Regions from separate parts of the Mus musculus genome. Here regions 2 and 3 are each linked to region 1. A link is a loop called in an ENCODE intact Hi-C map of the cell type or tissue named here. Cell type or tissue: left cerebral cortex. All regions are shown on one strand. Region 1 overlaps Scn8a (sodium channel, voltage-gated, type VIII, alpha). Region 2 holds the start of Slc4a8 (solute carrier family 4 (anion exchanger), member 8). Region 3 holds the start of Gm35569 (a long non-coding RNA gene).

Region 1 (8,000 bases):
TTGAGAAATTTAGCTGATGGTGGCTGTAGTATTTTTATTTTTGTGTTAAGAAAGTACTTTATCATTTAAGGGGAGACCTAGAGTGGGGTACAGCTCGTGTGTATAAAGATGTGTGAACAGAAGAAAATGTTTGTGGGGGGGTGGGGTGGGGCGGGGGCAGGCGATTATCAGGAGGAAGATGTCGTTCCACTGTGAGATGGGAGAGCGTGATGTGTGCTGCATGTCTGCAAACAGAAGTGACACTTTATTCTAGGGAGACACTCTCTACTCTAGCATTTTAGAATCTACATTGATTGGTGTGCGTTTAGAAATCTGTGTCCTCAGTAGACACAAGGCTGCTGATACAGTGGGCACATGACTGGATTTTTGCTCTGATCTCATGATCTGGATTTTTTTTTTCCTGAGCCTTACTTTTATCTGCCACAGGATAAAACTTCATCTGCAGACATGACTGCAAAACATACATACAACTCCTAGGGATACTGCCACATCGGCATTTGGCTTTGTCAACCAGGGGATTCCTTTAACGTGAATTTGGGTTTTTTTTTTTGTGAGGCTCTTGCTACAAACAAACAAACAAACAAACAAACAAACACATGCCTCTGTTTCTTAGGGAATTGTTCATAAAATTGGGAACATATATCTTTGATACCTAGTGGCCTTCTCTCTTCCTAAAGAAAGGTAAATGGGCTGACAGTCAAGTTACTCTGATAAAATTAGCACACCACACACCAATTAAGAGAGTAAACCCCAGAACGCCCTGGATTATCAATTCTTTAGAATATACTCTGAATTCTTCTTGCCCATTTTTTTTAAATACCTGTTCCTTAAATGTTTATATTTTGAAATTTTTCTTTTTTCAGGGGAACACAATAAAATCATAACTTGTATATAAGACCCTTTCTTCCCCCCTGTTTTCAAACCCCCACCCAGTGATACCATTACAAGTTAACTTTGGTTTGATTCTGCAGGTATATAACAGAGTTTGTAAACCTAGGCAATGTTTCAGCTCTACGCACTTTCAGGGTACTGAGGGCTTTGAAAACTATTTCGGTAATCCCAGGTAAGACGGCCCGGGCTTGGTGTCAGGTGTTGGGTTAGGGCCCTGACGTGACGTATTGTACTTTTTTTTGTTTTGTTGTGGTTTTGTGTGTGTGTTTTTTTTTTTCCTTTGGTGTTTGTGTCTGTACCCGTGTTTGTCATTTGTGTCTGTGTGTGACCTCCCTCACTACAGATATGTGACAGAGTTTGTGGACCTGGGCAATGTCTCAGCGCTGAGAACATTCAGGGTTCTCCGAGCTTTGAAAACTATCTCTGTAATTCCAGGTGAGCGAATTCGTGCACAAGACCAGTCTTGCCACGCTCCTACTTCCTCCCATTCGTAATGTCTGCCACATTTGAACCTGGGATCGGCACATCTGATATGCCTTGTCTCGCTCTGCATGCTTCCCCCTGAGAAGAATTCTCTGGAATGGCCCTTTGGTCCTGAGGCAGACGTCTCGGACCTTGCTTGCCGGGCATGCGGCTCTCATTCCATCCATGCGTTTGAAATAAAAAATAAAAAAAGCACATGCTTATAAACCCTTAGGCCCTCACAGCACCCGAGGAGAGGTGTACCGGGGTGGGCTGTGCCTCTGTATGTGGACCACTCGAATCATGGCCTCATGGAATTACAGTGTCTTTAATATCCACCCCCATTCCACTGCTTGTGATTTCAGACTTCCCGTAGCATGTTCTGCCAACAGCATGTTATCCAAAGACTTGTACTTTTACTGGTGTTATACGAATGTAATCATTTTAGTCAAGGAGCAACTTGCCCAGTTAACTAGTCAGGTCAGACTAGTTAAAGTGGAGAAGGCTTGGAAGTCAGTGAGACAGATTTTAAGTTACCGTCTCCCATATTTTGCAAGTGTCTGCTTCGGTAGAGTGAGACCTGGTAGGTGTCTCCTGGGAGCAGACTCAGGGGTCTCAGGGGTCGCTCTCAAGTGCAAACCCCGGTGAGAGCGTATACAGGTGCTGATTTAAAGTCAAAGGTAAGCCGTAAACAAAAATCGGAGAAACTGGAAGGGACGAAAGGAAGAAGAGAGTGGGCGGAAGACTAGTTCAGTGACAATCTCCTAAAGATATTTGCCTTTTACTCTGACCTGGTCCAGCTAGCTCAGTGGTTCTAAATCTCTTGAGGGTTTTTGGTCCCCTAGAGACACAGATGAAATTTCACAGACACCCCATCCACCATCAGGTTAAGATTCTGTCATCTAAAATCATTGCATCCGGGGAAATAACCTTTCTAAGAACCAACCGGCCTTGAAATCTAGAAGGGAAGGTATGTTTGAGGTTAAGACTGACAGCAACGAGGCAGAGACAAAGGCATGTTGATGCCGTCTGGGCTTTAGCTAGGGTCGAGGAGAGAAAGGGAGACTCCTTAGAGTCCCGCTGTCCCCTGGGTTCTATGGAAACAGGGTGCTGAGCAAGCACCATCGCCTGATCTTGTAGGCCCTCCTCTTGTGGCTGATTACAGAAACCGTTCTTTTATCCTCTATTCAACATCACGCCAGTGTCCTAGGTGAGGGGGTGGGGGTGGGGACACAGAGATCTGAGGTGTGAGGAGAGGAACCACAAGGGTGGTAACCCCCAGGCAGGCCTTCATCTGCAGCAGCTGGACCACCATGTCTCTCCTTTCCCTTTCCCCTTGGTCTCTCTGCTCCTCTGGCCCCTTTAACACGATTCCATGTTCCTGCTCATCTCCCCAGCACACCCTGCGAGGCATCTGTCTCTTTATGTTCTTGTGATCTCAAAACTTCTCTTCCAGAATTAAATCGGAAAGCTGTGTTCTGTTCACTAACTGGGGCAGCAGATGCTCTCCCCAGCCTGGCTCATCACTGCTGTTCTTGTCTCTGCTGTAGGGTTAACTTTCAAGCCGGGAATTTCTGCAAAGTAATTCCTGTCAGGTTACTTAATACTCTGTAGCGTGTGTGCATGCGTGTGCATGTGTAAATATGTAGTGTCTATAGCATAGGGCCTGGTCCACAGCAGTGCTGCATAAATGCTTGTACTAGAAGCACTTACCGTAAAAGCCCAATAAAAGGTCTATGTCCAAGCTTCACGGTCTGAGGTAGATTCTCGGATTACTATTCCCATAAGTGACCCCTCCCCACGCCCCCCCCCCCCCCGAGTCGAGCTTTGGGAAGCTAACTGTGATGAAAAACTAACTTTAACTATAGTAAAGCTAGCAGTCCTGTCAGTGACAAAGCTTTTTCTCGCTGTTAAGCATTTCTGAGGGAAACCCAGGTGTTGGCATCTTCTGTAGAATTCGGAACTTGTCTGTCATTCCCTGGAGGGCTGATGTCCTGTTCCTGTAAGCTATCCATGTTTCCTTCCAAGGTGGGGCCACCTTGTGTACATCAGTGGATCAGCAGCTATCTCTTGCTTAAAAAAAAAAAAAAAAAAAAAAAAGTCAAAGTTACTTTGCTCCCAGGTTGCAGAGCTGGGACACAGTAGCTCTCAGTAAACACTAAAGTCATGTACACAACCACGTCAGAAGGATTTTCCGCTCTCCCCCTTCTCCCATTAGCCATTTGGATCTTAGGCTTTTCCTGAAGCGGTTAGGGCTATGAAAGGAAGCCTGGGCATATCGGTCACTTTTCAGGCTTTCGTGACAGACTGTCTGATGAAAGCAACCGAAGGAGGGAGGGTTCGTGTTGCATAGAGAAGTGCAGTCCATCATGTGAGCAGGTATGGCGGCAGGAACATGGGGCCACTGGTCACACGGGTACACAGCTAGCGCGATGCTCCCTGATGCTCGATGCTTGCCACGCCGCTGGCCTTTGTGTTTAGTGCAGGACCCTAGCTCGTGGAATGGCCACACCCAACCCTGAGGGTAGACTTTCTGCACCTCATTGAAACCTGCATGGACACCCTCTCGGACACGCCCCAGAAGCTTGTCTCTTAGCAATTCCAAACCCTGTCAAGTTGACAGTCCAGATTAGCTGCTTCAGAGGGTAACCAGGAGTTGACACAACACGGAGCCTGTAAGATCTCGTGGCAATCTCTGCAGCTCAGCTCTCATGTGAGAAATGCTTGCCGAGAGCCTTCACCCCATCTTGTCCTGGTTAGCGTTTTGCTTTTGTTTTTGTTTTTTTCAGTTTTACATCTTGGTAGTTGTTTTGAATGTGTCAGGTCAGCCAGGATTCTATTAGTACACGCCAACCTTTTGTATAAGAAGTCTTTCCCCAAGAACCTCCGTGGCACTTACAAAAGACCAATCTCACATTCTGACCCTACTTATTTGATGGCTCAAGATTGGGCAGACAGGCCACTTGTGGCTTCTTCTTTGCTTCGAAGGCATCATCTTGGAGAACGGTGCATACCTCTGTGCTGAGAGAGCCATTGTTTTGGGGGCAGAATTGGTGAGGTTCCCCCTGACATGGAGCTATTCTGCTGGGAAGTTCACATCTTTCTTTCTTAATTTTGTTTTGTTGTTGTTTTTGAGACAGGGTTTCTCTGTGTAGCCCTGGCTGTCCTGGAACTCACTTTGTAGACCAGGCTGGCCTCGAACTCAGAAATCCGCCTGCCTCTGCCTCCCAAGTGCTGGGATTAAAGGTGTGGGCCACCACTGCTCTCGCTTTTTATTCAGTGGCGGCCAGGGCAGAAAGTGATCATCTGTTGACTCCATCGGAAGTGTCACCTAACACCTGCCCTGATCTCAGGAGTTCTCCTGGAGAGGACCCTTCCTTCACCTTGGTCAGACCTGGAGCGAGGGAGAACTGCAGCTCTGGGTGCTGTGGTGGGCTCCCAGGCGAACCTGCAGCTCCCAGTGCTAAGACATACTGCTGTCTTCAGAGTTGTGGGTCTGCCTTATACTTCTCTTGGACATTTCCTTTCTCTATGTTCATTTCTGTTTCTTCCATTCCTTCCCAGTGAGTTCAGGTAGCAAACAGACAGTGTGAGTGGCTTTTTCTTCCTGCCCAGTTTTCCCAAAGCCTTTTCTTTAAACGTATACATTGCATACGTGGCAGCTTTTCCTGCTTAGCGGCAGGGTAGAAAGATGCTTTAAGACTATAGTCATTGATGGTTTGGTTTTATTTATTTATCTTTGTAGTTTGTGTACTTTGTGACAGGGTTTCTCTGTGTAGCCCTGGCTATACTAGAACTCACTCTGTAGACCAGGCTGGCTTCAGCTCAGAAATCCGCCTGCCTCTGCCTCCCGAGTGCTGGGATTATATAGATTATATAGACTTCTATTATATAGATTATATAGACTTCTATTATATAGATTATATAGGCTTCTTCCACCACCACCAGGCTGATTGTTTCTTTTTAAACATTCAAGTTTTAAATCTTGTTGCTTTTGTGTTTCTCTTCCTCTATGTTGAAAATATTAAGGAAAAATAACCAAAAGTAATAGTGGTCCTAGGTGGAAAAAGAAAAAGAGAGAGCCAGCATCCCCAGGCAGAAAGTGAACGAGGCTTGCTTTACTCCTGGGACTAGCCGGACTGATGGGCACTGGGGGCTCTCCTTTCTTTTTTTAAAAATTTTTTTGAAGATTTATTTATATTATGTATATGAGTACACTGTAGCTGTCTTCAGACACATTAGAAGAAGTATCAGATCCCATTACAGATGGTTGTGAGCCACCATGTGGTTGCTGGGAATTGAACTCAGGACCTCTGGAAGAGCAGTCAGTGCTCTTAACCACTGAGCCATCTCTCCAGCCCGGAGCTCTCCTTTCTGTCTGGCCGAGAGTGATTCCAACATTCATTTCGTGAGAAATCAGCTCACATGGCTTCAAACTGCTTACACGTCTCAACCTGAGCAGCAAATGGGAATTTGAATTAACTTTATGAGTAATTGGACCTCCATAGCCACAGATTGTTCCCAACATGCATGGCTGCTTCTCTGGACACAGCACACAGGTGGCTTTATTAATTTGCTCAGGGGATTTCTGGTTATTGCGCACAGTGACAGAAGGGACCAAAGGTGCCTTTGGACGTAGAGTGGAGTAGAAGCCTGCAGTGCCAGCTTCCCCTATTTCTCCAGACCCCTAAAGTACCCAGCCGCCTCTCCGGAGGCTGTCCTTCGTACCTTGAGTCCTCCTGTCCTTTCAAGGTCTGTGGTAAATGTATGAACCTCTGTGAGGGTACATGCTGATGCTGGTTAACGCTAGCCTCTCGGGAGTTCTTGTGGTCCAATTTGCCCCCACGTGGCTTCTTGCGTGCTCTGTTGTGTAGGAGTCGTTTTGAAGGCGCATTCTGCTCTGATTTGGATAACCAGCTTTTCAGGGTCTTGCTTGTTCTGCTGTGTGGTGCTGTGAGCCAACAGAAGAGGCAGGGCAGCTTCTCTTGACAGCCGGGGCAGTGGCAGTCTACATACTCTGCACAGGCTCACCAGGTCATGAATTCCACCAGGAGTCTTGTGTCTCTGCCGACCGCTGCTTTTGGTGGTTAACTGTATGTTCTCCATGAGCAACCACACCAGGCAACCTGGCTACAATACTGTTGACAGCTCTGCAAATTCGGTGGCTCTGTTATCAGCCCCAGGGAAAGAGGAATTGCCAGTGAGGCCAGTGTACAGCTCGGTGGACTGTCTAGTGCTAAGGACCTGACCAGCACTGCTCTGTAATGTGTCCTCATCCTGCACACCTGGTGTCTTCCTGCACACCTGGTACCTTCCTCCTGCACACCTGGTACCCTCCCCCTGCACACCTAGTGCCCTTCCCCTGCACACCTGGTGCCCTCCCCCTGCACACCTGGTACCTTCCTCCTGCACACCTGGTGCCCTTCCCCTGCACACCTGGTGCCCTCTCCCTGCACACCTGGTACCTTCCTCTTGAACACCTGGTGTCCTCCTGCACACCTGGTGCCCTCCTCCTGCACACCTTGTGCCCTTCCCCTACATACCTGGTACCTTCCTCCTGCACACCTGGTGCCCTCCCCCTGCACACCTGGTGCCCCCCTCCTGCACACCTTGTGCCCTTCCCCTGCATACCTGGTACCTTCCTCCTGCACACCTGGTGCCCTCCCCCTGCACACCTGGTGCCCCCCTCCTGCACATCTGGTACCTTCCTCCTGCACACCTGGTGCCCTTCCCCTGCACACCTGGTGCCCTCCCCCTGCACACCTGGTACCTTCCTCCTGAACACCTGGTGTCCTCCTGCACACCTGGTGCCCTCCTCCTGCACACCTTGTGCCCTTCCCCTGCATACCTGGTACCTTCCTCCTGCACACCTGGTGCCCTCCCCCTGCATACCTGGTGCCATTTCTCAGTCCTTTCCCCTGTGCCATCCTCTCTTTTCCTTTGAGATCTGGATGAGAATCTTGGAGAGCACTTTGCAGATGACTGCTGCTGTTCGTGTGACTTAGAGATTACTCTCGCCTAATTAAGATTTATTTCTCTGAGCCTCTATGCAGTACAAGCAGCCGAAATGTCATCCCCGGCTAAGTTTCCACTTTAAACTTTAAGCTAAACAAACTCACCAGCAAGACAATCTAAGCCTCAGATGTCAGAGCACTTGAGGAAAGTGTCTTTAGTTTTGTGGACTCCTGTTTGCAGATTTCCTCAGCTGTGACGCCTGGCTGATGGAGAAGGGATAGCAAGACACCGGCTTGTGAGGATTCAGGCCCATCTCTAGGAAGTGAGCACCAGGCCTGGGACAGGAGCTCTTCTGGAAAGCTTCAGGCTCCAGTCAGGCACCTCTGAGGCAAGCAGAGCGCAGAGCCAGAAGACCCCAGAGACCCGAGAGACCGGAGAGTTCTTTGTCTCTGCCTCTCTCTCTCCACATGTCTGTTTCTTTCCTTCTGAGTACAAATCCCTCTACGTTCTTAATCACTCTTTAAATGACCCAGAAGGGCTGCTGCAAACTCTCAGTTTTATGTTAGTATTTCTGCCACGTGACCAGATAACTGTTTCTTGTCCTGCTCCAGGTCCTTATAGGAAAGGGTCTGGGTTTAGGTCAGACGACCACGCTGACATCCACAACTCCCAAGAGAGAGTCACCTTGTACA
Region 2 (8,000 bases), 200 kb before region 1:
GGCTGAGCCTTCCAACATCAATCAATCAGTTCTCAGGCTAGCCTACAGGCTGACTGGGATGATCTGGTCATCTCAGATGACTCGAGCTTGTTTCAAGTTGACAAAAATCACAACAATGATTTGTCACAGTGCTCTTAACCACTGAGATATCACGAGATCCTGAAGCATCTTTAGTTCCAAAACAACCAGCTTATTAACTGGTCCCTTCTACTTCCCCACATTTCAGCCCCCAAGTCTATAAAAGTAAGCATGTGCATTGAAGACAAATGAGGAAAAGGGTGGCTTTAAAAAGTTTACCAAGCTCTGTCTCTGTGTCTCTGTCTGATTCTGTCTCTCCCTGTCTCTCTCTCTCTCTCTCTCTCTCTCTCTCTCTCTGTCTTTCTCTCTGTGTCTCTTTTTTCTGTCTGCCTCTCTGTTTCTGTCTGTCTCTGTCTTTGTCTCTGTCTCTCTGTCTGTCTGTCTTTCTCTCTGTCTGTCTTTTTCTCTCTGTCTTTGTCTGTCTCTCTCTGTCTCTGTCTGTCTCTCCCTCACCCTCTGTCTGTCTGTCTCTCCCTCTCTGTCTCTCCCTGTCTCTCTCCTTGTCTCTCTCTCCCTCTCTCTGTCTGTCTGTCTCTCCCTCTCCCCCCCATCTGTCTGTCTGTCTGTCTGTGTCTGTCTCTGTCTCCCCGCCTCCCTTCCTCAATGCTCTACAGAAGGTGGGATTTGCCGCCACCTTCAGGCTAGGCCAGGCCTGAGGGCTAGAAGTGAGTCAGGCACTTCCTGTCTGAGTATATTGTTAAACTCAGATTTTATCCCGGGAAGATAAGATATTCAGTGAACTGACTTTAAACAAACCTTTCTGAGTAGGGTTAGGCTTGGTTAGAAGCAGATAAGACAAGTGTGTTTAACACAACACAAAAGGGCTCAGATTTGGTATCGAGAGCTTTGGCAAGTGGTGCTCCGGGAACACCTGCTTCTTGCAAATTTGAGAAGGGCTTCCTGCCAGGTACAGGAGTCCCACAGCCCCCTCACGCAAGCGTTCTTGCTTGCGTGTGACAATTTTCTAAGATTTCTCTGTTTTGTTCTGGGCCCCACCCCTCCTTTCCGGTTCTCTGCTCTGCCTAATTGTCTTAATCAGAGTTGTAAAGAAGGCAGGGGAGGTGGGGGGCGGGCCCTGGCCTCTGCACTTCATCTCAGAGCTTCAAGGAGTCTGGAGCAAGGTGTAAAGTCCGCACAAGGGAGCTCTGGGTGCTGTTGATGGTGAGGGGGAGTGAGAGCCATCGGAGCGCTTTCTCCTCTCCCTCTCTCTCTACTGGCATTTCAGTTTTGTGTCGTCCCCCCCCCCCCCCCCCGTGATTTGCCATGTTCCAGGCTGGCAGCGGGCTATGAACAAAGAGAATTGCATTCTCTCATCTCTCTGCTAGATAGGCTGTGACTTGGCAGAGGCTGAAATCAAACCATGCACCTGCTGAACCTTTCTGGCGACAAGAGTCACCGCCTCCTTTCCTTCCACAGGAAACGCTCCATGACTACACAGGAGAACAAGCCCTAATTAAGTCTTTCCTTGGATCCATCTTTTCTCCAACCTTTTCTTGGGCTTAGACTTGTAGTTAAGAGAGATATCAAGAGACAAAATTTTTAAATTTGAAAAGGACAGGAAGGGCTAGGGATGTAGCTCAGTTGGTAGAGTGTTCCCCTAGCATGTACCGTGTACCTGAGTTCATTCCTCACTACTGGACAAAAAGGAAACAAACAAACAAACAAACAAACAACTCAGACATAAAGTCCAATATAGGGTCAGCTGGAGAGCCCAATGCGAGTGAGGAAGGAACCCCTGGCTGGGTGCCAAGGATGGGGACAGACGAAAACTGATGGACAAAATAAGAAGCTTTTGATGAAAAAAAAATTGATTGCAATTACAGAACATTTTCTCAGATGTTTTGTTTCTTGCATTTTGTCATTTTTTTCTCACATTCACACTCACACACTCACACATTCACACTCACACATGCACACACATTCACACTCACATGCATGCACACACATGCACTCATTCACTCACACACACTCACATATACTCCCTCCCACACAATGCACATACATTCACACACACATGCACACACACTCACACTCACACACATGTACAGACATACACACTCACACATCCACATTCACACACATGCACACACATGCACACATTCACATATACTCCCTCTCACACAGTGCACATACATACACATGCACACACTTTCATACTCACACTTTACACACATGCACACACATTCACACTCATACACTTTACACACATGCACACACATTCACACACATTCACACTCACATATTCACATTCATACTTTCACACACACATGCACATACATGCACACATTCACTCACACACATTTATACAAATACACTCCCTCTCACACACACATGCACACATTCACAACCACACACTTTACAGACATGCACACACTATAACACTCATACACTTTACACACATGCACAATCCACACACACACATTCACAGACACATATTCACACTCACATTCACACTCACACACATGCACACACACATTCACTCACATTTACACAAATACACTCCCTCTCACACACACATGCACACACATTCCCACACATAAAGACTTTGGTTGAGGGTGAAACATGAACAACTGTCATACTTTAGGATTCGAACATTGAGTGACTAGGTGGCCATCTTAATTTGTGTGAAGTGTACTTTACAGTGTTTACACACCGATGGCCTAGCCTTCTAGAGTCTCTTCAGAGCCACTCTGTCCCTGGCCATGTCTGTTTACACTATGCAAATTCCTGGGCTTTGTATATTTACCTGGAAAGAGACTTAAGAGATTTGTTGTGTATCCAGGAGTTTAGACCTGCTTCCTCCTCCCGGACTGTAAGACTCACCAACACTAAAGAGCTGAGAGGAACAGAGGCGAGCTCGGGAAGACCAATGAGGCGGGGCCTTAAAAGCCAGGGAAGCTCCCAGGCATCCCGAGGGAAGGATGGACGCCCACGCGTGGCCTCCGGGGTCAGATACGGCTGACCTCAGCCCAAGCGTCTCTGTCTCTGTGCACTTGCTGTTTTGGGTGGGTGACCTGGGTCAACTGACACCGCTAAGTTTAAGCTTCTCATCTGTGAAATGGGATCAGAGTCTATCTCAGTCTGCCTCACAGAGTTGTGGCTTGGATCAGGTGAAGTTGTCCCGGTGGTTCTGTGTGTGTCTGTATGGCTTGGAAAGGGAAGACCAAATGAGCCCTGGGAGAGGAGCCTGCAGTGTCAGACTCTGCTCCTGGCATACTTTTGTAATTCACATAACTGGCCTGAAGATGGCGCACTTGACCCTCAAGGGCCACAGGTCCTGCCTCTTTGCAGCTAAAGGGAAACCAGATCTAGGGAGGACTCCTGGAAATCCTTGCCCTACCCTGCCCTCTCCTTCCGTGGGTGGCTGAGATCTGTCTTGTGGGGACAGTTAGGTATTTGGGCACATCCTCCCTTTGGCCACCACCTTTAGCCATCTTTAATGAACACTCTGCTTTGGGTTTGTGCTGTAATCCATCCCACCTTCTGGTAGCTGCACGTTGCCCAGGAACTCCTGAGCCAGACAGGCTCTCTTTGACACGCTGGACTCTTGGGCTGTCCTTGGCTCCACAGAGCGCCCTCTCTGGTGTAACCGTGTTCGTTCTGTCACAGCCTTCACAGTAGCTGCCATAGCTTACAGTGGTCTCTTCTACTTGATTCCTGTCTCCTCACTAAGTTCCGAGTTCCGGGGGGTTGGGGGGTGGGGAAGCTTTTCTCATTGCTGTTTGTCCAGCACCCAAGACACAGGATACAGAGCTCTCAGTAAAGCCATTTTAATTAACAAATAATGATTGAATCCCTGCTTAGTGACTGCCTGACCTAGACGTTGCTTGGTTTCTCCGTGACTCAATTTTCTCATTAGTGAGACCGAGAAATAACAGAGATGCTATGACTACTTCGATAAATGGCACATTTATTTCACTAGGCCCTGGTGCCTGGAGGGATGGCTCCCTAAAACCTTTAATGGCATGATATATATATATATTTGTGTGTGTGTGTGTGTGTATTTTTTGGTTTTTTTTGAGACAGGTTTCTCTGTGTAGCCCTGGCTGTCCCAGAACTCACTCTGTAGACCAGGCTGGCCTCGAACTCAGAAATCTGCCTCCCTCTGCCTTCCAAGTGCTGGGATTAAAGGCGTGTGCCACCACCCCCCGGCTAATATTATTATCATTATTATTATTATTATCATTATTATACAAGGAAAGTAAAGTTTGAATCTATTATCCAGCTGTTGTGGTTTGTATATGCTCAGCCCAGGGAGTGGCACTATTAGGTGTGGTCCTGTTGGAGTAGGTGTGTCACTGTGCGAGTAGACTTTAAGGCTAGCTGCCTGGAAGCCAGTATTCTGCTAGCAGCCTTTAGATGAAGATGTAGGCCTGCCTGGATGCTGTCATGTTCCTGCCTTGATGATAATGGACTGAACCACGGAACCTGTAAGCCAGCCCCAATTAAACGTTGTCCTTATAAGAGTTGCCTTGGGCGTGATGTGGTGGCGCACGCCTATAATCCCAGCACTTGGGAGGCAGAGACAGGCAGGTTTCTGAGTTTGAGGCCAGCCTGGTCTACAGAGTGAGTTCCAGGAGCCAGGGCTACACAGAGAAACCCTGCCTCCAAAAACAAAAAAACAAACAAAAAGAGACAGAGTTTAGAGCTTACAGGGTTCTCCCTATATTGACAGATTGATCTCAAAGCCTCCAGCATCCTGTCCAGCTTCCCAAGTGTGCCTCCTGCTCCCCTTCAGCATCAAGTCTGTACTGAGTACCTGGCTGACCTAGAGTTGTGCCCTTCACTAGGACTGGTTGGGATGACTGTCACCGAGTTGCTTCCCCACCCCACCCCACTGTTTTTTTTCCTTTAGATTTATTTTTTGTATATGAGAACAGAGTCACTGTCTTCAGACACACCAGAAGAGGGCATCAGATCCCATTACAGATGGCTGTGAGCCACCATGTGGCTGCTGGGAATTGAACTCTGGACCTCTGGAAGAGGAGTCAGTGCTCTTAACCGCCGAGCCATCTCTCCAGCCTTACCAGAACATCTTCTAATTATAACATTTCTTTCTACTGCTCTTTTCACTACTGTTTTCCGTGTTGGACCGACTGTGGCTACTCTGCATGTTACCACTCTCAAATCTTGGCCCCAGACTGGAGATGTTTGCTCTCTTCACCCTGGCAGGTGTGTGCGCACACGCACAAGCCGTGCTGTGCACATGGAGGTCTGAGGTCAGCTTGCAAGAGTGGGTTTCTTTTTACATCGTGTAGGTCCTGGGGGATCAGATTCGGATAATGAAGCTTGGTGATGAGTGGTGTCACCTGCTGAGCCATTTCGCTGAACCTCAATACATGTATAAATAGATTGAAATAAACATACATATATTTGCAATCTTCTAGATGCCTAGCAACCTCTGAAGCTATGTGGAGTACAAAGGCATAGAAAGAAAAAACGTTGTGAGATGATAACCAGGCAAGGTTCCTTTTATAGATGATCAAAAATAATGATGTGAGTGATGGCTGGAGAGATGGCTCTGGGGTTATGAGCACTGACTGCTCTTCCAGAGGTCCTGAGTTCAAATCCAAGCAACCACACGGTGGCTCACAACCACCTGTAATGGGATCTGATGCCCTCTTCTGGTGTGTGTCTGAAGACAGCGACAGTGTAATCACATACTTAAATCTTATTTAAAAAATGATGTGCATGCATGCACATGCGTGTGTGAGTGTGTACATGTGCACATTTATGTGTGTACTCATGTATAAGTATGCATGTGGAGGCCAGAGTTTGATGGCAGACACCTTCCTCAATAGCTCTCCACTATTGTTGTTGTTGTTGTTGTTGTTGTTGTTGTTGTTGTGTTGTTTCAAGACAGGGTTTCTCTGTGTAGCCCTGGCTGTCCTGGAACTCACTTTGTAGACCAGGCTGCCTCAAACTCAGAAACCCGCCTGTCTCTGCCTCCCAAGTGCTGGGATTAAAGGTGTGTGCCACCACTGCGAGGCTATTTTTTTTTTTTTCTAATGTGCATTGGTGTTCTGCCTGCATCTATGTCTGTGTGCTACATTTATTTCTTGCACCTGAGGAGCTCAGAAGAGATGAAAAAATTCCCTGGGACTGGCATTCTGGATGGTTATGAGCCTCCATGGAGGACCCGGAACCCAACCCAGGTCCTCTAGAACAGCAACAAGTTCCCTTAGCTGCTGAGCTGTCTCTCCAGCACTCTCTGACAGAATCTCCCACCAAGTCTGCAGCTCATCATGGATTGGTTGAGACTGAGGCTGGCTGGCAAGCTCCGGGGACTCTGCCGTCTCTACCTTCCCCAGCACTGAGATCACAAGCTTTTGCCTCCAGACCCAGTTTTCCTAGGTGCTGCGGATTGAACTCTGCTCCTCACACTTATATGGTAAGAACTTTTTAGACCGAGCCATTTCCCCAGCTCCAGAGACATTAAGGCCCAATCTTGTTTCTTATTTTGATTACAGTGTGTACTGATGATATGTGGAGATTGAAAAAAAATATTTTTGTGTGAGATAAGGTCTAACCAGGAAGTCTAGGCAGGCTTGAACTTGCTGCTATCCTGCCTCAGCCTCCTGAGGGCTAGATGAGCCTGCACCACCATAAGGGTTGAACTTTGACATGTACTGGGTCATGCTCCTTTCTGCAGTTTTGGCAGAGGCTGAGATTGATTGCCACGATCCCTTTCCCCTCAATGGCTTGGACTCACCTCCACTCTCAGGAGACAGAAGACAAAGGCCCCTTTCTTTCTCTCAAGCTACGGATGGTTAACCTACTCTGTTTCCTTTTAAACTCAGATCAAGTCGAATGCCTTACTCCTCACTTTCCAACCTCGCCTCAGATCGGTTAGTTCCGCTGCTGAACAATAATTCGTCTTACAGTATGTCTTTTGGACACGTTGAAATCACCCTCAGCTCAACCCCCACTGTCTGCTGTCAGTCTTAGACTGGGGAGACCCGAGTCTCAGCCTCTTTGACTGCTTCCTGTCTGCTGCTCTCTAACGCTCTTCAATCTGGCCACTAACTCAAGGGTTAAAAGTAATTTTAGAAGGCTCTCTCTTCTCATTACTTCCTCCTGCCATCTTGGTTTCGGAGGGAAATTTTCTATTAATTTAAAACCCATCTTCCGAGGAATAAAATCAGAACAGGTAAACCTGACACTTTCCCAAGAGTCAGGTGCAGCTGCAAACAGAGGCAGGGATTTTCAGTTCCTAGCAAGCAGTAGGAAGGACCTCGGAGCCCGGAGGCCCCCTAAGGGGGGAGGCGGTTTCTAAGGCAACCGGCGCGGGGAGGGGGTTGGCTCTCTGGCGCCCTCCTCCCTTCTTCCTGGTAGCCCAGGGTACCGCCGGACAGCGTCCTCCCGTGCTCCGCGCGCTGATTGGCTGCTCGGGGCGCCCTCTGATTGGCTGCTGCGGGCGCCTCGCGGGCTGATGGCTATGAAGGTGGCGCCGGTTGATGGTTGACCGATCCTTGGATCCAGGGTAGGGGTCGCTGCGCGTGCGATCGTCTCACACTGGACTACAGGGCGCGGACTGCTGCAGCTCAACCTGGAACCTACCGGCGAGACCAGGCTCCGCCCGGCCATGCCCGCCGGGAGCAACGAGCCGGACGGCGTCCTCAGCTATCAGGTGGGCCCCGCCTCCCGCTCCTCCCCGGCTCAGCCTCGGTGTTCTGCCCACCGCCCCGCTCCTGCCCCAGCCGGGGTTCCAGGCGTGTCCCCGAGGGCAGGGGGGAGGCCCGCACGGGACGCCAGGGGGCGCTCCGGGTGGCCGGGGAGGGTGACCTTGGGCCGAGCCCGGAGCCGCCGGCACTGCAGCATCCCCTGCGTCGCCGGCTGCCCGGTGTCCCGGAGCAGTGACCTCTGTCCGCGGGTCCCGGTTGGCGGCCCACACCGGCTTCTGGCCTTGCCTAGTTATGCTG
Region 3 (8,000 bases), 130 kb before region 1:
AATATTTTGCTCATGCCGGGCGTGGTGGTGCACACCTCACACCTTTAATCCCAGCACTTGGGAGGCAGAGGCAGGCGGATTTCTGAGTTCGAGGCCAGCCTGGTCTACAGAGTGAGTTCCAGGACAGCCAGGGCTATACAGAGAAACCCTGTCTCGAAAAACCCAAAAAAAAAGTATATATATATATATATATATATATATATATATATATATATATATATATGTGTGTGTGTGTGTGTGTGTGTGTGTGTGTATGTGTATATATATATGTATATATATGTATGTATGTATATACACATGTATGTGTGTATATGTATGTATATGTGTGTGTGTATATATATATGTGTATATATATATATATATATATACAAACATGATATATATACATATATATATATCATATTTTCCTCTCCCCCAGTCTCCCAGATCCCCCCCACTCCCTATGCACCCTACTTTGTATGTTCTTTCTCCAAGAGAAAAAAAAGGAAAGAAAAACACCCAAGAAATTTCCAACAACAAAAAAAGCACACAGAAAAGAATCCCACAAAACCAAAAAATCAAAAATCAAACAAAAGTTTATAAAAATAGCAGTAGTACATTTTCTTGATTGACGATTGATGTAGAAGGTGGTGTCGTCGCCCTTGAGCAGATGGTTCTGGGGTATCTAGGAATGCAGGCTGAGCAAGCCAGTAAGCAGCAATCCTCCCTGGCCTCTGCTTCAGTCCCAGCCCCTAGGTTCCTGCCCTGACTTCCTCCAGTGATGGCTTTCAGTGTGATGTGCTGATGTGCGTGCGAGTCAGGTAACGCCTTTCCCTAAGCTGCTTCCTTTATCCCAGCAAGAGGAAGCAAGGTAGGGCAGCTCCTAACCCTGGGTCTGCATCTAAAACAGCCGGATCCGTAAGGAAGGAGAAAAGGTCATACCAGAAAACAAAACACCAAAGCTACACTAGCTGGGGGACGCCCCAACTACACTGCCCGCAACAAGAGTCAAGAAGTCAAACCAGAGCTCAAATCCTTATCCCGGAATCGTGCAACAAATCCAAACAGTAAAACACTCATACATGCCCTGAAAGCGTTTGTTCCAAACACTGGACATGCAACTTTCCCCCCTTCCCAAATGGCCAAACAACCTGGAAAGCCTTTCCCAGGAGAAAGGCCCCTTCAGATGCCAGGAAACAAAACACTGATCAGGTGTCCTGGCGGATAGGTTGTGACATAAGCCATTACCTGCCTCGACCTGCTCAGGTGTCACTGGGCCTGATGGTGGTCAGGCCTCACAGTGACCAGTATGGTCTGTTCAGAGGCCTCTGGAGAAAGAGAGAAGCCCAAAGCACATTTTTAAAAGGAGCTGCTGAGAGGGAGGGGGAAGAGACTCAGAGTCCTGGGCTCTTCTCGTGTTTCTCCCCAAAACTCCGGTTTGGAGCACCTACCTGTAAACGGCAACATCGGAGTTCCCCAGGCGTGGTAGGCAGCAAGGGTCCTGTCAGTGCCAGGGAAGCCAAAGAAAGGAGCCCTGAGGTGGGAGGACTGACGGTGCTGCTGACAGTTGTGCTGAGTCAGATGCTATTGAACATAAGCAATGGTGTACTCACATAAAATAAATAAATCTTAAAAAAAAGTTAGGAGCCAGAGGAAGACCTTAAATCCTGGCCAGGACTCCACTAAGAGAGATGGATGCTCAGAGAATAACCTTGACGTAGCTCGATCAATACAGAAGTGACAGGAATGGGGTAGTCGGAGACACAGGAAAACCACAGGCTAGATCCAAGGAGCAACTGCACCTGGGGCGTGGGGTAGGTGGAGCGAAACATGTTCCAGTGTTTCCTCATGTTCCACCTGAGGAAAATGCTCCAAAGACACGCAAGGGCCAGATTATCTCATGGGAAGCTGAGTGTGTGCATGTAGGTCTGTGCTGTGTAGTGTGTGCCCATGTGAGTGTGTAGAGGCCACAGGGTGATGTTTTCCTCTGTCGCTCTGCATCACCTTTTTCAAGGCAAGATATCTCACTGGAGCTAATCACATCCACTGGGCTGGCCAGCCCGTGAGCTCAGAGATTCCGGTCTCTGCTTCAACCCCAGTGTGGGATTATCGGCACATGTGCACATTTCTGGCCTCTTACAGGGGAGCTGGAGATTTGAACTTTTACAGCAAGTGTTCTTACCCACTGAACTATCTTCCCAAGCTCTAGACATTTTTGTCTTTAAAGAACTGTTTTCTCAGAGGCAAGAGCGATGCCTCAGCAGTTAAGAGCACTTGCTAGTCTTGCAAAGGACTCTAGGCGGATTCCTAGCATCCCAGTGAGGCAGCACACAACCATCTGCAACTCGGGTTACATTGTATCTGATGCCCTCTTCTGGCTTCTGCAGGCACCAGGTATGTATGCAGCACATGCATGCATGTGCAGAGAAAACACACACAAATAAACTTTTTAAAACTTTTTTTTTCTTTCAAGATTAATAACCGCTGGTCTGGAGGTGTAACTCAGCACTGAGTTCCCGCTTGGCATGCATCAAAGGCTGTGTTCAGTCTCCTATTGCCACAGACTTATTAAACTTATTTAAAAGTGTGTGTTATTCGTGTGTGCACGTACATACGTGTACATATAAAGAGGCCAGAGGTCAACATGGGGTATCTCCCCCCTCTCACTTTCCATGTTACCTATCCAGACAGGGTCTCTCACTGAGCTTATAATTAGCTGACTGACTAGACTGGCTGGCCAGCAGCCCCTTGGATCCTCCTGTCTCTGCCTCCCAGCACTGGGATTAATTAGCCACAGACACCTGCACATGTAAAATGCTCTTTACGTGAATGCTGGGAGCCCAGACTCATCATTTTGCACAGCGAGCACTTCCCCTACTCAGCCACCTATTTAGAGCTATTACTTGTACAAATTAATAGAGTTCACTGTGAGATTTCCATATAAGCAAATATCACACACCCTGGCCACACCCACTGACCCAGTACCAGGACCTTTGTACCTTGGTACCAACCCCGCCAACACTAGAGGAGGGGGCGCCAGGGTGCTACAGGTGTGGAAGGGTGAACAGGAAAGGACAGGAGCCTCTGACAGGGATAAGGAAGGGTGCTGCAGACAGACAGCATTTCCTGGGAGCAGGCTGGGAGAGGGGAGGGCGGTGAAGAGTGGGTGGGGAACAGATGTCTGAGCTGAGAGGAGGGCGCAAACGGGTGATGGGAAGAGAGAGTGGGATGGGGCTGTCTGCTTCTGAGGCAGAGCAGGTGGGTGGGGACCTCGGCACGGTGTGCGGTGGATTACATGAGACCCAGGTTAAATTGTAAGACCAGAGGAGGGTGTAGTCCTGGTGGCCCCTGCACCTGCCTGCTGCTGTCGTTCCCAGGCCCCTTTACAGGAGAGCTTGGCTGACTCATGCCAGCTGCCCAGGCTCCAGATGCATCTCTCTGTCATGCCCACCGCTGAACAAGCCCCTGCTACTGCCCTCGCCTCTCCTACCCACCTTAGATGTGCTGTGCCAATCAATCCCACACTGGCCGACACCCTTTTATGTGGCGGTGTTGTCTTAGAGGGCCCTCAGCACAGGGATGCCCTGATTCAAGCATGGGCACCTTTTCTGCCAGGCGACCATAGTAGTGAGACCCCTACAGCATGACCCTTACACTGCCTCCCCACTCTGGCCCCCTGCACCTCTCCTGTGGAACTCCCCATACCGTGTCAATGTACACGAGATGCCAGGCCAGTGATTCAAACTGCATGATATACCTCCCCCGGCAGCCCACTGAGCTACTCACCTAGTTCTTAGATGTGGAAACAGGTCAAAAGTTAAGCAATTTGACTGCTCATGGTCTGCAGGCGACAGAGCTAGGATGCAAAGCACAGTCGTGTTTCAGCGAGTTTTCTAGGCCCCAAAGACCTTTGAGGGCTGAGCACTTCGCTTTGGTCACATCTGCACCGGCTTCGCTAAAGACGACATTTCTACTATGCTGCACACTGTCCCCTATGCTTAGCACAACTGGGAAGGTGGTGGCACACATGGATAAGAACTGAGGAGGAAGCTGTCTTTTCTTACCATTTGTGCATGTGGGTGTTTTTTTCTGCACCACTTGTAGTACTGGAGAAGGCCAGGAGAGGGCATCAGATCCCCTGGAACTGGAGTTTCACGTGATTAATGCGAAATCTTGGGTGCTTGGGATCAAACACCATCTTCAAGAAGAACAGCCAGTGCTTTTGACTTCTGAGCCATCTCTCTGGCCCCAGGAGGCTGATGACTGGTGGGGGCCAGCTGAGTAAACCTTCCATAGGGGTCCCTGGATCATGTTTGTCCTATGCTCTTGGCCAAGGGGAAGTCAGTAGATTCAATGGCCCCGGTCCTGACGATGCCCGTTAGAAGCCTTCATTTCCTTCCCAGGGATCTAGTTCTCTGTTCAGTAGAATGGAGGAGTTGTGGGTACATGGCTTCTAAGCTCTCTCACAGCCAACATTTCTTGAATCTAGACAGAGGGAAGACATCCTTCTGCAGGCTCAATTCTGGGGGCCAGAAGCCATAAAAGTTAGACATGGGACCAAGGAGTTGGGTTAGAGGACCAGAGAAACAACCAGAAGGGTCTGGGAAGACTGGAGTCTGGGAATCCAGCAGCTGAGAGCCTGCAATAATGCTATCAGGTGTGTGTGTGTGTGTGTGTGTGTGTGTGTGTGTGTGTGTGTGTGTAGGGAGACTTTCTTTCGGTCCTGAGGCCCTCAGAACCTCTAAAAGAGGCCATTTAGTGCCTGTGTGTCTCCTAGCACTGACATATTGGTGTTGATAACAAAATAAAGGGTGTGTGACCTTCAACCTCTTGTCTGGAGAATACAGCTTCCTATTATCACAGGACAATAGACTCAGGCTTTAAAGAGATAGTAGAAACCTCTGACCAGAGGAAACCTGTATTATGGCACCGTGGAAAGAGACCCAACCCACAGTCATTACACCGACCCTGCAGGTGAAACGCATCCCTAGAATCAGAGTCTATCCCACTAGCAAAGCCCTGACCAAGAAGGGTGAGAATGAACACCATAAAAGAACTAGAAATTGGCCTCCCTGACTCCTGGCCCGCTGTGCACACTGTGGCTGTCTCAGCAGCCACCCTGACTCCTGACCCACTGTGTGCACTGTGCCCATCTCAGCAGCCACCCTGACTCCTGACCCACTGTGTGCACTGTGCCCATCTCAGCAGCCACCCTGACTCCTGACCCACTGTGTGCACTGTGCCCATCTCAGCAGCCGCCCTGACTCCTGACCCACTGTGTGCACCATGCCTGACTCAGCAGCTGCTCTCTGAGAAAGGGAAGGTGGCACCTACCTGCCTACAGTCCTGCATACTCTTTAGCTGTCCCTGTAAGGCAGCCACTCTCCTTTCTACAGCTCAACTCCCAGCCCGTCACCCACATCTCCCCTTGCGCAGGCCAAATGCACCAGCTGCGTCATATGTAGGGAAAAGTGTGGCCTCATGCTCTTCAACCCCAGCTCCTGGTCTCCCCTGGCTGCTGCCCAGGCTGAATCTCTAGTCCCTGCTTGCAGGACCCCCAGCTCCACCTCCTCCCCGTACTCCTCCCAGGACTGACAAGGCACGGGAATGCTTTTGGCTAGATGTGGTTTCAAATAAAACCATTTGTGGAGCTCTGTGTAGGAGGCATAATTATTCCTATTTTATGGATGAAAGCACTGAGGGTCCAGATGCCGAGTAATTTCCCTGAAATCGCACATCTACGGAGTGGGCTGATCTGTCTTCAAGGCCCTGCCACCCTGAACCAGAGAAGCGGTTCAACAGTTAGGAGCACTGGCTGCTCTTGCAGAGGACCTGGGGTGGGGTTCCTAGCACCCATATGGCTCGTAACTGTAAGTCCAGTTCCAGGGGATCCGGCATACATACAGTGCACAGACACATAGCATAAAATAAAACCGTTTATGAAGCTCCTCTGACCTCTCAGAGCCTCCAGAGGAGCTTTCCTTGTTTCTAACCCTGTCTCCCCACTCACAGGGTTTCTTCTTGCTTTAATTCCTGCAATACCAGGAAAACAACTATTTTTTCATTATCCAAATATACAATTATTTCATAGTATTAAATATGCTTTCCCTCACTCTGCCTCCTGCTCCCTCCCTGCCCCTGCCAAGGAGTCTGCCAGGCATTCCCAGAATTGTTTCTCACCACCTCCTCGGCAGGCAGCTCAGCTCCAGAGGGCGGGAGCTGCTTCAGCGCCTCAGGGTAGGAAGCACAGGAGCCTCTGTCACAATCAGAACCTGCTCAGCCCCAGGAGGGGACACAGGCCCTGTGGCTTCCCTGCCTTGCCGGCTCTCTGCGTTAGAGAGCATCCGCGGTCCCCAGAGAGAAGTTCATTCTGGAAAGACAGCATCCCATTTGGCCTATTCTGGAGGGCAGCCATGGGCCCGGCTCCCTTGTCAGAGCTCTCCTTCATGCAGAAGACCCTTGAAATGGAGAGTTCTGTTTCCTTCTTAAAGATGAGAGCACTCAGGGCCAGTGGGCTACTCAGTGTTGTTCCTCCTGTCCCTTGAGGCTTCTTGACAGGCTTTCCAGTTCTCAGAACACAGACATTTAACCCGCCCGACTTTGAGGCCCGATCTACTAGTGGCTATTTTAGCTTAAAGATACACAGTGGGCTTGGCAATTCATAAAGGAGGATTATAAGTCTGAGGCTAACCTGGGCTACATGACTTCAGGCTAACCTAAGATACAGAGTGAGACCTTTCAAGAAGAGAGAGGCGGTGAATGTAGTTCAGTTGGTAGAGCCTGGCTTATACGGAGCCCTGGGTTGAATCCTAGTACTGTATAATCTGACTGTTAGTGCCACAGGAAACTACAGTTCCACAAATTCCAAAAGGTGGTCCTGGACTAGAGGAAAATGATTGTCAGTTAGATAAAAGCCAGTATTCCTCAGGAACTTTCCAAGCCAGTTCCTCTCTACAAAAGGAGCCATTTTCCCTCACCTTTGCAGGAAGGGACAAACATCTTCGGTGGTACCTATTAACAATAGGTGGTACCTATTAACAAAGCACAGGCTGACCTCCAGGATCCCTCAGTGTCATGCACACCCAATGCACATCCCAGAGACCACGCAGACTTCACCTTCTCTCCCTAAACTCCCTTCTGTTTGTGGGTTTCCAGCCCCTCAGCTAACTCATTCTTCCTTACAATCCTGCTGTTTTATACTCTGTCTGTCTGTCTGTCTGTCTGTCTCTCTCTCTTACTCTCCCTCCTCTCCCCCTCTCTCCACTCTCTCCCTCCCTCTCTTATTCTCTCCCTCCCTCTCTCTCCCCTCTCTGTCTCTCTCTCTACCTCCCCTCCCCTCCTCTCCCTCCCTCCTCTCTCCCTCCCTCTCTCTCCCCTCTCTGTCTCTCTCTCTACCTCCCCTCCCCTCCTCTCCCTCCCTCCTCTCTCCCTCCCCCTCCCTTCCCCTCTCACTCCCTCCCAACTGCTCTGCTCCTGTTTGTCCCCAGTCCGGTCCAGTCTACTTTTTTCTCTCTCTCTGCTCTAGACTCCTCCTGATGTCTGGATGTTCACCAGTTCTCTCACATCAGATGTGATGGCCCACACCTTCAATCTCAGCACTCGGGAGGCAGAAGCAGGCAGATCTCTGCAAATTCAAGGCCAGCCTGGTCTACGTAGTGAGTTCTAGGGCATCCAAGGCTACACAGAGAAACCCTGTCTCCAAAAAAACAAAATCAAAAAGCCTTTCCCTGTGTTGTGTTTTGTGAAATATGCTCTAATGCTGGGGGAGGGAGCACCTCAGTGGGAGCACCTCAGTGGGCCAGCCAAGGCATTTCCCTGAGGAGTCACCACAGGCCTAGTACAAAAGGAAGTTTTTTTGTGGGGGAAGGGAGCCAGGGAATGGAGCAGGGACCTGAAAGGGATAGAGGCAGAGGGAGAGGGAGAGAGAAAGGGGGGGGGAGGAAAGGGGAGGGAGGGAGGGAGGGAGGGAGGGAGAGAGAGAGAGAGAGAGAGAGAGAGAGAGAGAGAGAGAGAGAGAGAGA

What was found. A loop is a pair of places that touch in the nucleus more often than their neighbours do. Peaks named below come from ENCODE experiments on the same cell type or tissue, not always from the same donor. Only the 100,000 strongest peaks of a DNase experiment are listed, where the experiment ranks them.
Region 2: it touches region 1 in a loop (2.8-fold over the local background); 4 of 42 quality-filtered maps call a loop at or near these places.
Region 3: it touches region 1 in a loop (2.5-fold over the local background); 4 of 42 quality-filtered maps call a loop at or near these places.

Annotation. Positions count from the first base shown.
Region 1 is chr15:100,958,369-100,966,368 of GRCm38, forward strand. It overlaps Scn8a (sodium channel, voltage-gated, type VIII, alpha), which reads left to right. Exons shown (of 26, transcript NM_011323.3): 5 at 1,235-1,326. Among named protein-coding and RNA genes, the nearest start is that of Scn8a, 26 kb to the left of the region's middle. In left cerebral cortex, a CTCF peak has its summit at 3,389 (motif pointing left); DNase peaks (open chromatin) are centred at 2,828, 3,360 and 6,145; H3K27ac peaks cover 2,833 bases.
Region 2 is chr15:100,754,267-100,762,266 of GRCm38, forward strand. It overlaps Slc4a8 (solute carrier family 4 (anion exchanger), member 8), which reads left to right and starts at 7,481. Exons shown (of 25, transcript NM_021530.2): 1 at 7,481-7,708. The coding sequence starts at 7,664. In left cerebral cortex, CTCF peaks have their summits at 738 (motif pointing left), 3,334 (motif pointing right), 7,375, 7,578 and 3 weaker places; DNase peaks (open chromatin) are centred at 775, 3,340 and 7,428; H3K4me3 peaks cover 1,180 bases; H3K27ac peaks cover 1,302 bases.
Region 3 is chr15:100,826,791-100,834,790 of GRCm38, forward strand. Gm35569 (a long non-coding RNA gene) reads right to left here and starts at 7,217. Exons shown (of 2, transcript XR_384456.4): 1 at 3,766-7,217. In left cerebral cortex, a CTCF peak has its summit at 4,109 (motif pointing right); DNase peaks (open chromatin) are centred at 3,173, 4,062, 5,570 and 6,175; H3K27ac peaks cover 4,352 bases.